Regions from separate parts of the Homo sapiens genome. Here region 2 is linked to region 1. Evidence: chromatin contacts called from ENCODE Hi-C or POLR2A ChIA-PET data. All regions are on one chromosome and are shown on one strand. The core of a region is the stretch at or near the end of the contact, and the rest is flanking DNA. Distances in the headings are between cores, read along the strand shown. Region 1 overlaps COL4A2 (collagen type IV alpha 2 chain). Region 2 holds the start of LINC00431 (long intergenic non-protein coding RNA 431).

Region 1 (3,760 bases), core at 1,261-3,760:
GTTTTAACAAATACTTGACAACTTTTGCATTTGTCCTTGGGAGATTAGAAATTCTTGATTTTTCATAACTGATATTGTACTGGGTTTTTGCAGAAGCTATCTACAGATCTTGCAGGAAAAAGGAGACAGGTGTTTCGGAATGGCTGTCCTCCGCAACACCTGTCTCCCAGGTATGTCCTCAGTGTTAATAATGATTAATATTAAACATTCTAAGGGCAACACAAAGTTATCCTCTCCTGAAAGAACCCTTAAAGGCATAAATAGCCCTCTCACAATGTGGCTGCAAGAGCTTAAGGCATTAATCTGTATGTGGAGGAAAATGAGGTTTCCCTTAACCAGCTCTGGTGAGGAGTACCCACTTGCGTGTCAGCATGCTCTGGAATGCAGCCAGGCGTCTGCAGACATAGGTGTCTTGCAGTTGTGCCACAGGCGATGTGCATGAGTGTGATGGCACTGCCTTGATTGCAGGGGCATACACGTCTTTTTTTTTTTTTTTTTTTTTTTAATGAAATGGAATCTCGCTCTGTCACCCAGGCTGGAGTGCAGTGGCACAATCTCAGCTCACTGCAACCTCCGCCTTCTGGGTTCAAGCGACTCTCCTGCCTCAGCCTCCTGAGTAGCTGGGATTACAGGCATGTGCCACCACACCTGGCTGATTTTTGTATTTTCAGTAGAGACGGGGATTTCACCATGTTGGCCAGGCTGGTCTCAAACTCCTGACATTAGGTGATCTGCCCGCCTCAGCCTGCCAAAGTGCTGGGATGACAGGCGTGAGCCACTGTGCCAGGCCGCACACATCTTCAATAGTGTTTGTCTAATGAAACCATGGAAGCCATTGTGGACAACTTTCCACCCGAGATGAAACATCCTTCCACAGGGTCCTGGGCAGGTTCCTGCAGCCTCTGCTGGAGTCCCACTTGTCACCTAGAACCTGTGGCACATTGGAACCCTCTTGTTGCTAGAAAGTTCCTCCCTGGAATACAGCCTGCCTCCCAGGGAGTTCTCACCGGGCTGTTCCTGAGCCACACAGTTGACTTCCTCATAACCACACACCCTGAGAGAGGCGGCCACATCTCCCACAGACGTCTCATGAACAGGCAGAACTGACCCCGGGAACACATACTTTCTTTTAATGACATCGTTCCATGCCCTTGGAATTCTGAGCAACCTTCTAGGACCCCCACTTATCAGGATTCTTTTCCAACTGGGCTCTAGAAACTGAATAAAGCGCTCCCCATGTCTGGAATATCACACAGAACATCGGGACTGTTGCGCCCTTAGGTTGAACATCTTGCAAATGTTCCCAGTGAAGACTAATTGAACCCTGCCCCTCCCCTGACCTCCACTCAGATAGCTGATTTAAGCCTCAATGCAGAAGTGTCTGTCCGTCCCTGATAGATGGTATCTTTCGGAATTTTGTGTTGCAGCCCGTAGGGATTGTTCCAAACCCTGACCCTGTTTCCTTTCATATGATGCGTTTCTCCATGTTTTGCAAAATTGGGAAGCAGGCTTCCTGTGTCTGTATCAAGGCCCTGGTAAAAACAACTCTGCATTCGAATGAAGCAAAGGAAGTCTCCATGCCTCTGCCCCAGGGGTTGGTCTCTGTGGTTTTGTTGCCCTGCTGGAAGTGTCTAAATATTTAGAAGTGTAACATTGCCACTCTCATGATTTCATATATACTAAGTTTAAGCATTCATGATTTTGAGAGAAGGATAATAATTCCTGAACAGCTTCTTGCTGTGAGTATGAAAGTTCTCTGGTAATTGTGATTGGAGTGCCCAGCCATGTGTGCGTGAACGCCACACGGGGCTCCCCTGTAGGGGGGAATGGATGGGATGCACCCATTATCAGGTGATTTGGACAGTTGCCCACGTGAGTTGGGAGCCTGTTCCACCATCAAATGTGAGCCCTTACGTCATGAACAGGGAGGCTGGGGCAGGCTGGGGGTGGGTGGTGATTGAGGAACTGATCAGTTTCTGAAACGCATGTCACTTTTTATGGTGCTGAAATATACTGCCCTTCTGTCGCCACATGCAGAAGAGGATAAAATGCCCAATTCAAGGATTGCAAAAATCAGAGAGTCTATTCCAGATCTAAGACCCACACATGCAAACCCAAGTGCATGGCTCCCTGGGTACAGTTTGTAACATTGCCAGTGAAAGTCATGTCTCTTCATTGTGAGTAAATCACACCGTTAAAACTCTGAGTACGGTCTAGCTGATTAACGTCAGGTTAATCCAGATCCTTTATTCTGTATTCCAGTTACTCCCAGCTCCCAGGCAGTGATGGCTTTACCGGCCCAGGAGGTCCCCGGGCCCTGCTCATTGGATCTTTTTGGTGGGATACACCCCACAGAACACAGAAAACATTCCCTTTTCCGTATCCATACATAGGAGTGCCGAGCCTGCCGTGTACTTGATCTTGTCCCACAGAATCACCTGCCAGTCTCATCGTTGCAGGCTTCTCTCCTGCATGCACAGCGGGGGTGGTGGTGACCTCAGAAGCCTTTCCTTCTGAGCACTGCGTGACTGTCAGCTGTGGGAGTTCATTCTGAGGCCATGTCAGGGCTGACTGCACCGAAAAAGGAAGTGACCTGATGAGATCATTTTATCCAGTGGCACCCACAAAAGACACAGGACAGCTGCCTTCCCTCCATCCGCAGATGGGACTTGATGATTTTCTTTTTTCTTTTTATTTTTTTCTCTTTTGAGATGGAATCTCACTCTGTCGCCCAGGCTGGAGTGCAGTGGTGCGATCTTGGCTCACTGCAAGCTCCGCCTCCCGGGTTCACGCCATTCTCCCGCCTCAGCCTCCTGAGTAGCTGGGACTACAGGCATCCGCCACCACACCTGGCTAATTTTTTGTATTTTTAGTAGAGACGAGGTTTCACCGTGTTAGCCAGGATGGTCTCGATCTCCTGACCTCGTGATTCACCCGCCTCGGCCTCCCAAAGTGCTGGGATTGGGACTTGATGATTTTCATGGTCAATACAACAGAGGGGTGTCGTTCCTCTTTGAAGCGTTTCCCAACCGACAGTGACGGGTTTCTACCAGGGAGATGTTACGGCAGGCAGCGTTTTGGCTCTGACGGCCCTGTTCGTTCCTGCCTCCCTGGGATTTTCCATCCCGAAGTGCTGTTCCTCACTCAGCACAACCTAGAAGGTCCCACAAAAAGCTATTCTTTGGGGCTTATTTGCAAAGCAGGGGAACCCATGAATTATGCAAATCGAGGTCCAAGGAGGCGTTGTTGGCTTGTCCACCTTCACTCAGTTTTAGGGCTGGGGGGCCGAATGGCGGGGCAAGCAGAAGAAACATAACCAACAGAACGACATGGCGAAGGTTGTAGGTTCCAAAAAGGGCGACAGGGACAAGGGCTCGAGCTGAGGAATGCCTTCTGAGGACCCCATAGCCAAATTTTTGCTGTTTCCAGCCTCTTTTTGACTCTTCTCTTAGAACGTCACCATGCTAACTTGTGGTTTGGGGCCCACCCATGTTTCCTTTTAGGGTTCATAGGACCCCGAGGATCCAAAGGTGCAGTGGGCCTCCCTGGCCCAGATGGATCCCCAGGTCCCATCGGCCTGCCAGGGCCAGATGGGCCCCCTGGGGAAAGGGGCCTCCCTGGAGAAGTCCTGGGAGCTCAGCCCGGGCCACGGGGAGATGCTGGTGTGCCTGGACAGCCTGGGCTTAAAGGCCTTCCCGGAGACAGAGGCCCCCCTGGATTCAGAGGTGAGTGCCCCATCGGGGAGCCGGGGGCCCCATCC
Region 2 (7,325 bases), core at 2,626-5,125, 490 kb after region 1:
ATTTGCCTCTCTCTACCTGATTTCTTCAGAATTTGGAAACTATTTGTAAGTATTCTTATGGCAATACAGTTATTTGCATAAGTGAAATAAAAATCTGCTTTCTTTTGCAACAGGACACAATTAAAGAAACTGGTTATTTTACCAAGGATTTCACTGGAGTGATGTGCTTTCCTTTAAGGAATCAAGCTTAATTTACAGAGCCAATGAAAACCCTTTGGGGGCTGGGCACAGTGGCTCATGCCTGTAGTCCCAGCATTTTGGGAGGCTGAGGTGGGCAAATCACATGAGGTCAAGAGTTCAAGACTAGCCTGGCCAACATGGTGAAACCCTGTCTCTACTAAAAATACAAAAATTAGTTGGGTGTGGTGGCATGTGACTGTAATCTCGGCTACTTGGGAGGCTGGGGCATGAGAATCACTTGAACCTGGGAGGTGGAGGCTTCAGTGAGCCAAGATTTTGCCACTGCACACCAGCCTGGGCAACCGAGCAAGACTCTTGTCTTAAAAGAAAAAAAATCCCCTTGGTAAAACTGGCCTCATACCTTGTCTACATAGTCCCTGTACAGGGTTCCTGACCTGTGTTAAGTAAAAAATGTCACTTTCTGACAGGCCCAGGAGCCCCAAGTTATCTTAAAACCTCAAAAGAAAAAAATTCACCCAACTCATATAGGTATTTGAGGATACAAACCCATGTCTGAACTCTGCTTTTAAAAAAACTGTCTTAACTGAGATTCCTTCTATGGAACAAAATTCCATCAAAGCCAATTTTAAAAGCCTGTGTGAATAATAATTATTCTTGCTGCACTTTATACAAATAATCAGGCCAAGTATAATAAAGCAAATCAGTCATACCACAATTTGTCTTTGGTAAAAATGGGAGATGGGAAAGAAAAAACATTATGTTTCAAGAACTATGGTGTACCTGTTATTAAATTCTAGTCTCATCAGTTGTTTTTAAGTTTTTTTCCTGCAATTTAGACTAACTTTTCTTATTCCTGTGAACCAACCAGTGATCTATGACTGCTGCTCAGAAGAAACAAGATGTATGGGTAATGTAAAAGTCTAAATCAATATTCTAATTTTGGGCATGTATTAAAATCAGCTAGCAATCCCATATCAGCTCAGTTTCAACAATTGCCCATTTCATAAAATGCCTTCTAATTTAGTTTACTTGGGATAATTTTACTTATTTTGCTTTACTGTTGTAAAACATATTGCCATTGTACTCTTTGTGTAAAAAGCAGAATAAGCTTACCAAATGTTCTCTTAAATTAAACACTTATTAATCTTCCAGATATCACCTTTTGCTGGAACTCAAAAGTTATGAATGGCCCTTGCCACACCAATGCTTTCTAATTAAACTCCTCTCTACCCTGAATGCAAGAAACTCAATAGTTAGGAATATCATTGCCCCTGTTCAGCCTAAAAAAATTACAAAAGATGGTCTTTGACCCTCTACAACTCTTAGGATTAAGGGTTCTCCTATAAAAGAGAGGGAGGGAAATGTCAGAGGTGTTTGAACCAGAGTAACTCCATCTTGAGTAAGGGCTTGGTAAAATAAGGCTGAGACCTGCTGGAGTGCATTCCCAGTAGATTAGAAATTCTAAGTCACGGGATGAGATAGGAGGTCAGCACAAGATCCAGGTTGTAAGGACATTACTGATAAAACAGGTTGTAGCAAAGAAGATGGCCAAAACCCACCAAAACCAAGATGGTGACGAGTGTGACCTCTGGTCATCCTTACTGCTACACTCCCACCAGCACCATGACAGTTCACGAATGCCATGGCAACATAAGAAAGTTACCACATATGGTCTAAAAAGGGGAGGTTTGAATAATCCACCCCTCCACCCCTTGTTTAGTATATAATCAAGAAATAACCATAAAAATGGGCAACCAGGAGCCCTTGGGGCTGCCCTGTCTATGGAATAGCCATTTGTTTATTCCTTTATTTTCCTAATAAACTTGCTTTCACTTTACTCTACGGATTTGCCTCAAATTCTTTCTTGCATGAGATCCAAGAACTCTCTTGTGGGGTCTGGATTAGGACGCCTTTCCGGTAAGACCTGGAAGCTTAGAAACATGTTCTGGGGAAATGGGAAACAGTTTGCAATGCTATGGCTGCATCATGAAGACCTGGCTTCATGGCTCTGTTTTAGGAGGGGCAGGACTCAGAGAGACGGGCCACCCCCTTTCTCCTCCTTCGTAAGCAAAGTGATTTCAGGGTGGCCCCATTTGCAGATAAGAGGTGGAGTCATGTGGGTGAAATGCTGATGTCTGGAATGTGGGTTATTCACAGGACCTGTGGCCTCCTGACCTGTAGCCTCAGCTGCCTGGCTGATAGCAGCTGACCCTGCTGAGTGACTCCGACAGTGAATGGTGATTCTGAGCACTTCTTTCTCCTTGTTAGCCCCCAAACAATGGTTCCTTCCTTCTGCCATTCACAGTTTTTCTTTATTGGAGGTGTGGTGTCTCAGTGTCCTGGGGCATTGCTTAGGCTCAAGGTCAAGGTCAAGGTCAGTCTCTTCCTCCAGCCCCGAGGTTGGGCTCAGCAGGGCCATGCACCTTCCCTTTCCTAGTGCACAGAGCTTTCCAGTGGTGTCTTCTAGGATCTGAAGTTCCAACACTAAACCAGTGACAAAGCTGATTTCCAAATGGCTTTAATGACAGACAATCTACACACCAATCAACTAGTCTGAGCACATGAAGGCTCAGAACAATGAGGACAAATATGCAAAAAGGTCTGAGATGTGATGACAATTGCTTCCCAGTATGCTGACCTTCAGTAAATGAAACAAAGTATGGTTCTCTTTGGATGAGACATTAATGATCATTAAGAATGGGTACGGCTGCATCGTGCAAGTGCTTTGTTAAAAATATTCTTTTCATTTTGTGTCTGTCCCGTAATTATAATGGAAGTATTGTGCAAGTCAGCCAGTAAGCATGTGCAGTAAAATATTTGGGTTTTATAACATCAGTGTGGTTTTTGAAGTTCATTGTCAAGTGGAGTGGCTTTGCCATATCCTTCATGTGTCACCTCTGACTTCAGCCTCACGGTTTAAGATGAACCATGATGTTCATCTTAATGATGAATGCTGTGTAATCATGATGTTAAATATGAGTTATAAATTTCTCTTCAAAGAATTAATATGACAGTATGTTCAATTCTTTGCCTTCTACTTTTAAACTTAACTTCCTTGTAAAGCAACCTTTTCTGATTATCTACTCCACCCTGACTCATTCTCCACCTTGACTCATTCTGATTACCTACTCCATCCTGACTCATTCTCCACCCTGACTCATTCTGATTACTTACTCCACCCTGACTCATTTTCCACCCTGACTCATTCCGATTACCTGCTCCACCCTGACTCATTCTCCACCTTGACTCATTTCATAACCGTTTTTCCCTCCAAACAACTCACCCTGTCACTCTCTTTAAATTACTCAATCAGAATTAGTTTAGCCTGTACGGTCTAACCCTAGCCAATAGGGGAATGACAAAGCAGTAGGGACCATGTGCATAAGGAAAAATAACCCCTTTCCCTCCTTTGTCCAGGTGTGCACTCACCAGTCCTCCATCTGTAAGGGCATACCCTTCTATAGAAGTACCTTGCCCTGCTGAGAATTAAAAAGAAAATTTTATATTCGAGTGCTATTTCTTTTGTGGCACCGAAACTTTACTTATAACAATTTGGGGGCTCATCCGGGATTACATTCCCCTCCGGGGGTGGTCTCTGGTTCTCTCTTGTGAGGAGGTGCACCCCACCCCACTGTGGCGGCCTCAGGGGTGAGAAATCAAGACCCACCCAGTGTGAAGAATAACCTGAGCTCTCAGCTACATGGAAAGAAACTGGCTAGCAACCTAGCTTAAAGCATCCTCCATAAGGGCCACACAAGTGTGTGCATGGACCGAGGAAAAGACACCATGGGAGCCGGTAAAGTATTTCCTTGGTGGTTGGGAGCAAGGTAAGAAAGCCGTGGCAGGGGGTGGTGAAGTACTCCTTGGTCAGGGTGGCTTAGAGGTTAAAAAGAGGTGAGACATCCCCATTGGCAGGGACTGAACCTCACACAAACCTCCAGTAATAGAAAAGGCAAGTATGTTCCAGTGGTGGAAATTGAACCTCACCCCGAAAGGCAAGAAATTTCCAGTGGGGGGAATTGAGCCTCACCCCAAAAGGTGAGAAATTTCCAGTAAGGGAAATTGAACCTTGAACTCTACCCCAAAACCATCAAGATGGGAAATACCCCAAGCAAGACAGGGAGCAAGAAGGATAAAGATGGTAACAAAGATATCCCCCCAGATAGCCCCCTAGGTCTCATGCTAAAATACTGGAAAGATAATGAAAGGATAATGAAAGGATTAAACATAGGAAAAAGCAACAAATGATAAAATATTGCTGTTTTATTTGGACTCAGGGACCCATCCTCAGACCCTCAATCTTCTGGCCAAGGTTTGGATCAAATGAGGGTGTAATGTGTCAGCTTCTAATCTGATACATTAATGATAAAAGTCCAGTGTCCCAAGAAGAACTAGGCTATGCCCTTTGTTGGAGGGAAGGACCTGCCCTTCTTTTTCCCTTAAAAACAGATAGGGAAGAACCCAATCTAGCACATCAAAATTAAAAGTCAGAGGAGCCAGCTCTCATGCCTAAAGACTCCAGTGCATGGGATCCCCTAGACTATCTTCCCCCATTCAGTGTCCTCAGTCTTTCCCCTCAGACAGCCATTGCCGCCTCAGATCCCTTTCCAAATTTCCCCTCTACTCACGTTGTCCCTCCTCCTTATAACCCTGACTCTTGGGAATTACTGTCCCACCAGCCTGTTCCCTCCCAACCTAAATATCCCTCTCCAAAAGGACTCTAGTGTGAGGTAGAACAATGTAAAAAAGATATTCAGAATTTCCCATTTCTCTCTGTACCTAAGAGGTCAGCCCTGACCCTCTTCCCTTTGAAAGAGGTACCACGAGGTGGGGAGGGCCATTGGCTTTGTAAATGCTCCCTTAACCAGTTCAGAAGTCTGGAATTTTAAAAAGGAGCTTAAACCACTACTAGATGACCCTTATGGAGTGGCAGACCAAACTGACCAATTCTTAGGACCTCAGTTATACACTTGGGTGGAGTTAATGTCCATCTTGGGCATCCTCTTTTCAGGGGAAGAAAGGAGTATGATTCACAGGGCTGCTATGGTAGTTTAGGAATGTGAGCACCCTCCTGGTGAAAACTTTCCTACCGCAGACCAGAAATTCCCTGCCCCTCGAGACCCCCAGTGGGACAATAACGATGCAGGTCACTGGGAAAATATGCAGGAACTAAGGGAGATGATAATAAAAGGAATTTGGGAATCAGTACCCTGAACCCAAAATCTTTCTAAAGCATTTGTTATACAACAGGAAAAGGATGAAGGGCCTATGAGATTCCTAGACAGACTGAGGGAGCAAATGAGGCAATATGCAGGCCTCAATTTGGATGATCCCTTTGGGCAAGGAATGTTGAAATTCCAGTTTGTCACTAAAAGTTGGCCAGACACTTCAAAAAAGTTGCAAAAGATAGACAATTGGGAAGACCGTCTGCTAAGTGAGCTCCTCAGGGAAGCTCAGAAAGTATATGTGAAAAGGGATGAAGAAAAACAGAAACAAAAGACAAAACTTATGTTTTCCACCTTCCAACAGATGGCTCCAAACCCAGGTACTTCTAGACAGAGTTTCCAGGGAGCCAGAAACTATAAAGGGTCTAAACCCTATTTTAAAGGACCCAGCCTCCATCTGGAGGACCAAGGTCCAAGTTTACCAGGCCCCCTAAAGAGTATGGGGGAGCAAAGTTAAAGAATCCCAGAACTAAGAGGAAGGAAGGACAAGATAAGTGCTATAGATGTGGAAGAACAGGCCACTTCAAGAGAGGATGTCCTGAACTAAGAAAGGAGAAAGAAGCCCTTCCACTCATGACTTTCAAGGAAGAATAAGGGAGTCAGGGGCTCTGTCTCTTTTATCTTGAGTCCCACCAGGAGCCCCTGATAAATTTGGAGGTGGGACCTAAACATGAGCTTATCACTTTTTTAGTTGATTCAGGGGCTGCTCACTCCTCTGTTTGTTTCCCCTCGTCTAATGTTGTCTCCTCCTCAGAGGAACTTTTAGTCTCCAGGGTAAAAGGGGAAGGGTTTAGAGCAAACATTTTAGAAAGCACAGAAGTTAGATACGAGGATCACTCAGCTCATATTCAGTTCTTGTTAATCCTTGAAGCAGGAACTAATTTACTGGGGAGGGATTTAATGTTAAAGTTGGGCATAGGTCTACAAGTCAGCCCAAGAGGATTCCTCACTTCATGAAACCTACCCACCAATGCGGATGAAAAATATATTAATCCTAATGTCTGCCCAAAGAAGGAAACTGAGGGAAACTCCAAGTCCCTCTGATCCACATCATGCTAAAAACCCCGGGAGAAGTAGTAAGAAGGAAGCAATACCCTATTCCCCTAGAAGGTAGGATAGGGTTGAAACCTATAATCAAAGGCCTTATTAAGGACAGGTTTCTCAAGCCCCGTATGTCTCCATATAACACCCCAATACTGCCAGTCAAGAACAGACGGGTCATACCGGCTAGTACAGGACCTTAGAGCTATCAACCAAATAGTCCAGACTACCCACCCCATTGTCCCCAGTCCTTACACCATTCTTAGCAAGATTCCATATAATCATCAATGGTTTACTGTAATAGATTTGAAGGATGCTTTTTGGGCATGTCCCCTGGCTGAAGACAGCTGATATATTTTGAATGGGAGGATCCCCACTCAGGGCGGAAACAACAATATCAATGGATGGTCTTGCCTCAAGGGTTCACAGATTCCCCTAATCTTTTTGGCCAAATTTTAGAACAAGTACTAGAAAAAGTTGTCATCCCAGAACAAATATGCCTTCTTCAGTACGTGGATGACATTCTTATACCTGGTGAAGATACAGAGAAGGTAACTGACTTCTCTACACATATTCTTAACCATCTGCAGTTTGAGGGGCTACAAGTCTCAAAAAGAAAGCTTCAGTATGTAGAGCCCGAAGTTAAATATTTAGGCCACTTGGTAAGTGCAGACAAGTGAAGAATAGGGCCTGAATGAATCGAGGGAATCATGTCCCTACCCTTGCCTCAAACTACCAAGAATGAAAAACTTGCCCAGCAGAAGCCTAACCATCTCCTGTGGACTTCTGAGGAAGTTTATCAAGTTGAGGAGCTGAAGAAAAGGCTCATAGCTACCCCTGCTTTAGCCTTACCCTCCCTAGAAAAGCCATTCCACCTTTTTGTTAATGTGGACAGTGGGGTAGCTTTAGGAGGCTGAC

Evidence for each region. A loop is a pair of places that touch in the nucleus more often than their neighbours do. ChIA-PET counts read pairs that join two places held with the same protein, here RNA polymerase II (POLR2A). Pooled maps may share reads with other maps.
Region 2: a loop to region 1 is called in a map with no recorded cell type, with 21 times the contacts of the local background. The contact joins the promoter of LINC00431 here to the enhancer-like site in region 1. A Hi-C loop is called at or near these places in 4 of 37 single-sample maps with no recorded cell type and 3 of 50 pooled maps. POLR2A ChIA-PET finds 5 or more read pairs at or near these places in 1 of 52 experiments (BJ).

Annotation. Positions count from the first base shown.
Region 1 is chr13:110,469,426-110,473,185 of GRCh38, forward strand. It overlaps COL4A2 (collagen type IV alpha 2 chain), which reads left to right. Exons shown (of 48, transcript NM_001846.4): 29 at 3,504-3,725. Among named protein-coding and RNA genes, the nearest start is that of COL4A2-AS2, 8.0 kb to the left of the region's middle. RefSeq lists a silencer at 306-511 and enhancers at 2,081-2,180, 2,251-2,490, 2,501-2,550, 2,671-2,810, 3,539-3,760. Within about 2 kb of position 2,511, at least 11 of the 41 ENCODE cell types and tissues checked have a DNase peak (open chromatin) inside an H3K27ac peak, as active enhancers do.
Region 2 is chr13:110,962,152-110,969,476 of GRCh38, forward strand. It overlaps LINC00431 (long intergenic non-protein coding RNA 431), which reads left to right and starts at 3,876. Exons shown (of 2, transcript NR_126378.1): 1 at 3,876-3,968. All of the region lies in intron 1 of LOC105370364 (a long non-coding RNA gene), which reads right to left. RefSeq lists an enhancer at 2,828-4,027.